2 separate regions of the Homo sapiens genome follow, and region 1 is linked to region 2. A link is a loop called in an ENCODE intact Hi-C map of the cell type or tissue named here. Cell type or tissue: PC-3. All regions are shown on one strand. Links, peaks and the distances in the headings refer to the core of each region. The heading gives the core; the rest is flanking DNA. Region 1 overlaps HDAC9 (histone deacetylase 9). Region 2 has its middle 87 kb from the start of HDAC9.

The links. A loop is a pair of places that touch in the nucleus more often than their neighbours do. Peaks named below come from ENCODE experiments on the same cell type or tissue, not always from the same donor. Only the 100,000 strongest peaks of a DNase experiment are listed, where the experiment ranks them.
Region 1: a loop joins it to region 2, with 9 times the contacts of the local background. A loop is called at or near these places in 2 of 110 quality-filtered maps.

The regions. Positions count from the first base shown.
Region 1 is chr7:18,546,987-18,549,915 of GRCh38, forward strand. All of the region lies in intron 2 of HDAC9 (histone deacetylase 9), which reads left to right. Among named protein-coding and RNA genes, the nearest start is that of HDAC9, 53 kb to the left of the region's middle. In PC-3, for the core only: no CTCF peak of the experiment used is centred there; no DNase peak of the experiment used is centred there; H3K27ac peaks cover 2,284 bases.
Region 2 is chr7:18,407,591-18,410,519 of GRCh38, forward strand. It overlaps a transcript of HDAC9 not described here. Among named protein-coding and RNA genes, the nearest start is that of HDAC9, 87 kb to the right of the region's middle. RefSeq lists an enhancer at 1-355. In PC-3, for the core only: no CTCF peak of the experiment used is centred there; a DNase peak (open chromatin) is centred at 1,071; H3K27ac peaks cover 1,558 bases.

The DNA of each region.
Region 1 (2,929 bases), core at 326-2,825, 140 kb after region 2:
ATCTGGCTGACTTACCTTATTCAGCCTATAAAAGTTATGTTTACTCTACAGTGTAGTCATTTAAGTATGTAACAGCATTAGCCTAAAAACTATACATACTTTAATTAAAAATTACTTTATTGCTTAAAATTGCTAATGATCATCTTCACTGAGTCACAACCTTTTTTGCTGGCTGAGGGTCTTGCCTCAATGTCGATGGCTGCTGACCAATCAGGGTGGTGGTTGCTGAAGGATAGGGTGACTCTGACACTTTCTTTTTTTTTCTTTGAGACGGAGTCTCGCTCTGTTGCCCAGGCTGGAGTGCAGTGGCACGATCTCCGCTCACTGCAAGCTCTGCCTCCCGGGTTCAGGCCATTCTCCTGCCTCAGCCTCCCGAGTAGCTGGGACTACAGGCACCTGCAACCCCGCCCGGCTAATCTTTTGTATTTTTAGTGGAGACGGGGTTTCACCATGTTAGCCAGGACAGTCTTGATCTCCTGACCTTGTGATCTGCCCTCCTCGGCCTCCCAAAGTGCTGGGATTACAGGCGTGAGCCACCATGCCCGGCCGACTGTGGCACTTTCTTAAAATAAGACAACAATGAAGTTGGCTGCATCGATTGACTTTTCCTTTCATGAAAGATTTATCTACAGCAAGTAATGCTGATGTGGTTTCATAGCATTTGACCTACACTAGAACTTCTTTCAAAATTGAAGTCAATGCTTCTCAAACCCTGCTTCTGCTTTATCAGCTAAGTTTATGTAATATTCTGAATCCTTTGTCATCATTTCCACAGTGTTCACAGCATCTTCACCAGGAGTAGATTCCATTTCAAGAAACCCCTTCCTTCCTTCCTTCCTTCCTTCCTTCCTTCCTTCCTTCCTTCCTTCCTACCCTCCCTCCCTCCCTCCCTCCCTCTCTCCCTCTCTCCCTCTCTCCCTTTCTCCCTCCCTCTCTCCCTCCCTCCATTTGCATTCACAATTTTGTGGTTTGGTTCAAGAGGCCTTGCTCTCCACCTGTCTTGGCTGTCAACATGCCTTCCTAACTCAGCTTAATCATTTCTAGCTCTTGATTGAAAGAGAGATGTGCAACTCTTTCTCTTTCACTTGAACACTTAGAGGCCATTGTAGGGTTATTAATTGCCCTAATTTCAATATTCTTGTGTCTCTGTGAATAGGGAGACCTGAGGAGAGGCAGAGAGTCAGAGACTGACTGCTGGTCAGTGAAGTCGGAACACCACACACAACATTTACAGATTAAGTTCGCCGTCTTATATGGGTGTGGTTCGTGGTGCTCCAAAACAATTACACTAGTAACATCAAAGATCACTGATTACAGATTACCCTAACAGATATAATAATAATGAAAAAAAATTGAACTATTGCAAGAATTACAAAAATTTGATAGAGACATAAAGTGAGCACATGCTGCTGGAAAAATGACACTGACACACTTGCTCAAAGCCGAGTTGCCACAAAACATCAATTTGTAAGAGGAAAAATATCTACAAAGCACAATAAAGCAAAGCAAAATAAAATGAGATATGTCTGTAGTTGTATCTGGTATGTAATTAGCTCTTGGATTTATTGCTTTAATAAGTGTATGTGAGTCTATTGGTGTAACCTTCACTATGTAAAAAAAGCAACACTTTTGTAACACATTTATGACAAAGGACTCATATCTAAAATGTATAAATAACTCAACACTCAACAGTAAAATAAACAACCAGAGCAATAAGGAAATGGGCAAAAATATTAAAAGACTGTTCACTGAGGAGGATATACAAATATCAAGTAAGCACACAAAAATGTAATAAATATCAGTGGGTAAATATATATATCTCTATGATAATAGCTGGAATTCAAATTATAATGTCAAATGCTAGTGAGGATGTGGATAAATTGGAGCGCTCATACATTGGTATTGGGAATGTAAAATGATACTGCTATTCTGGAAAATAGTTTGGCTGATTCTTTAAAGATATAAAAAATAGGCCAGGTGTGGTGGCTCATGCCTGTAATCTCAGCACTTTGGGAGGCCAAGGCGGGAGGATCGCGAGGTCAAGAGATCGAGACTATCCTGACCAATATGGTGAAACCCCATCTCTACTAAAAATACAAAAATTAGCTGGGTGTGGTGGTGCGTGCCTGTAGTCCCAGCTACTCAGGAAGCTGAGGCAGGAGAATCGCTTGGACCTGGGAGGTGGGGGTTGCAGTGAGCTGAGATTGCACCACTGCACTCCAGCCTGGTGACAGAGCAAGACTCTGTCTGAAATAAATAAATAAACAAACAAACAAATTTACCATATAAGCCAGCAATTGCACTTCTGGAAATTTGTCCTACAAAAATTAAAACTTATGTTCGCACAGAATATTGTGCACAGTTGTTCACTGCAGCTGTTTTCATTTGAAATAACTCAAAACAATAAACATTCACAGTGTCCCTCAATAGCTGAATAGTTAAACAAACTGTGTGGTACATCCATGCCATGGAATACTGCATTGCAATAAAAATGAATGTACTGTTGATACAGACAACAGCTTGGATGGACCTCTAGGGCATTATATTGAAGGAAAAAAAGCCAATTTCAACAGTTTACATATGGTATGCTTCAATTTATTAACATTTTAAGGATGTTAACTTCCTGATTTTGATATTGTACTATTATTATATAAGATGTAACCATTGGGGAAAACTAGGTGAAGCTTTCACAGGATTCCTCTTTGTACTACTTTTGCAACTCTCCAAGAATCTATAATTATTTCAAAATAAAAAGGTGGTTTTTTTTTTTTGGTAAAGTCATATTTTATGCACACGCACACCCACACCCACACATACACACAGTTTCTTATGGGGAAATGTTATTTTGAAGTAAATTGGGAATGTAGGCATTTCATTTATTCTTTCCAAAATCATTTGTTTCTACTTTTGCAGGATTTTTTTTCTTCTT
Region 2 (2,929 bases), core at 98-2,597:
CTCTAGCAGAATGTGGGTAGGCACTTAATAACATTACAATGCAGTTTGAATTCTTGAAACCCTGCAAAGCATTTATGAGTTAAATGTTAGAGCACTAGGATGCACCATTCGATAGAACAATAGTAAAACTGGCAGAACTGTTTTTCATATGTCAATTAAGACTGCACTCCGGAGACCATTAAGGAAAAGGATGCTGCTATTCCCCGCAGTTAAAGGAAATCTATTGTGTTTCCTTTGGTCTAGATATATAAGTTCTGCAGAAAATGTCTTTCAGTAGGTTAGGATCTGCTAAGATTTGATCCTAAATTATTTTTCAGATAGAGATAATAAAATCATAAGAAGAAACACTTTGGATTCTAATGGAGTGAGTTTGAGTTCTGGCCATATTCAATTGTGTGTCGATGGACAAATTAACCTCATACTTACATCGTACTTACGTCGTGGAATTATTGAGGGGATTAAATGAGATGATGTATGTATAATGCTTAGCATTATACTTGGCGCAAAGTTGGTACTCAATAAGTGTTAATACTTATTAGTATGATGATTTTGTTAATTTGATGACAAAAGGGGATGAATTGTGTTAAAATCAGCAAATATTGAAGAACCAACCTAAAGGTTTTTCCTCACTAGATTATCAGCTACATGAAGGCAAGTATGTGTTGTCTTTTAAAAAATTATTGTTTCTACAATACATAATTCTTGAGTTATAGAAGGCACTCAATGAAGGAAGAGAATGAATGAATGAATGAACAAATTCCTAACTTGTGTCTGTCTCTTGGCCTTTGAGTATATAGGTATTTTCACAGCCATAGGAAAATCAGATGCTATAATAATAATTCTACTAGCTTTCTGACATAAATCTTTTAATTTCCTTCTTAGGAGGCTAGTTCACATAAATAAAACACTAGAAAAGGAAAATAGCTCTTCCTGGTTCTGTAAGTTCAAAAAATAACCAATTTCTTAATATGGCAGTAATTCCTTGTATGACTAGCTGGGCTGGGACTGAGACCAAGGACCTTGACACTAATGGGCCGTTTATGAAATTTACATAGCCTGAAGTCATCCTATCGGAATGTCCTTAGTAACCATCACCATTGTTACAGAAAAGAATTGGGAGGCTTTTTCTTTCTTGCAATGATTTCTTTAGTTTTTTTATGTTGTGGGTCCTATGGTTGAGATCATGGTTTGGGTATTTACATAAGAGCAAACAGTCCTAGAAGTATGTAATAATTTCTAATGCAGCTCCTTGGTAAAAAGAATGCAACAAATGACACAGATCTACAGCACAACATTAGAAAAGGCGCAGATTAAATTTGAAACAAGAGCAACCTAGTGCAAATAAAACCCTTCAGGTAGCAGCTTTTTGGAGATAATCAAATCCGTTTTTAGACTTCCACATTTTCCTAACTTTATGCCCTCCATAAGGATGTGATTTCTGATATGCGTTTGTGTGCTTTTACTTGTTGGTGACTTTTGAAAGAAGTCAGCCCTGGAATGTAGTTGCCTTGCAAAAAAATTCAAGGGAATATTTTGTAGGTTTTGCTGTCTATGCCTTGGAAGCAAACAAATTATGGTACAGGACTGGAACTTTACCTACTTGTTAATTGGCAGGTTAAACTTTTATGAGTTTCTGGTACCCTGGCGATACATGACTATTAAAATTTGCAGGTGGTTCAAGGGGAGAGAGATGTAAGTTCCTGTGCTAGTAATATATCATAAAAGTGTGTATTTCATGTGCCTGTTGTGAAAATGGAGACTTTAATACTCTTTCACAGTATAAGCTGATTAAGGAATCTTTATGGATCTCATTAACGATGGGCCTTTTTTTCACAGAAAGTGAAAAGTGTAATGCTTATAGACAAGCATAGAAGAAAATAATTAGCTTGGTAGTGCCTCTTTGAGACTGAGTTTAGAGCACCCTCTGCATTCCCTTCCCAACCCTCAGAAACTGCCCTTGTCTCAGAAATTGCTTCTACCACATGAAATACTGTAAATCTGTCATTTTATTTTTACTTTCAAAAGACCGTGTTTGCTTAATTTTACTTACATTTAATAGATGGTATGTTTCCTTTTTCGAGTCCATGTTTTCATTAGGAAATACAAAGACATATACTGTGGCTAGTGATGTGATTCCACATAATGAACTAAATTTTGGAAAAAGTGATAAGGGGATTGTAGTTCTTTGGAAACTCTATTTTCTTATATTTTACATGTAATCTTAGGATGGAAAGCTCCTCAAATATTGGCTAAATTAAACATTTGCCCGAAAATCTTAGAAGTAGATCTTTGTATCCAGGAGCATAGCTTGTTTTAGCATAGAGAAATAGTGATATGAATTAGCTTTAACTAAGAAAAGGGTAGTAAAGTGAACAATAGAAAGTATTCGTTTTATTTTAAATTTTTAGTCCATAATTTTTCTTTACCCATTTTTTTTTGGAGAATTTCTGTCTGTTTCTCTTAGTATCATCATAATCTTAATATAGCACTTTTGGAACACTAGATTGTGATTTAGTTTCTTCACTCTCTTGGTAAATATATAATGTAGTTTGAAGGTACTTCATCCATTGGCACTTGTTGAAAAATTCATTCTTTAGAAATGGTTATTTTCTAAATTGGTTTAACCTATGGTCAGGGTGATGGAGCAGCAAGGGAGGTGGGACTGCATGGGGCCAGGGGATGGAGAGACTTAGGGACAAGATGAGTGTGTCATGGAGAAGCTGAGGACCACAGGAAGGCATTGGCAATGGACATAATGAAGAAAGAAGTAATGCTGGATGAACAATCCTGTTGGGCTTTTAGCTCTGACATCAGTCATAAAAATTTTGTCTCCCAAATTGGTTGCCAAGAACCTATAGTTCTTTGTTTCAACAAAGAATGTTTTCTGAGCGTGACAATTGTGTGCATATAATTGTATATGATAATAAGT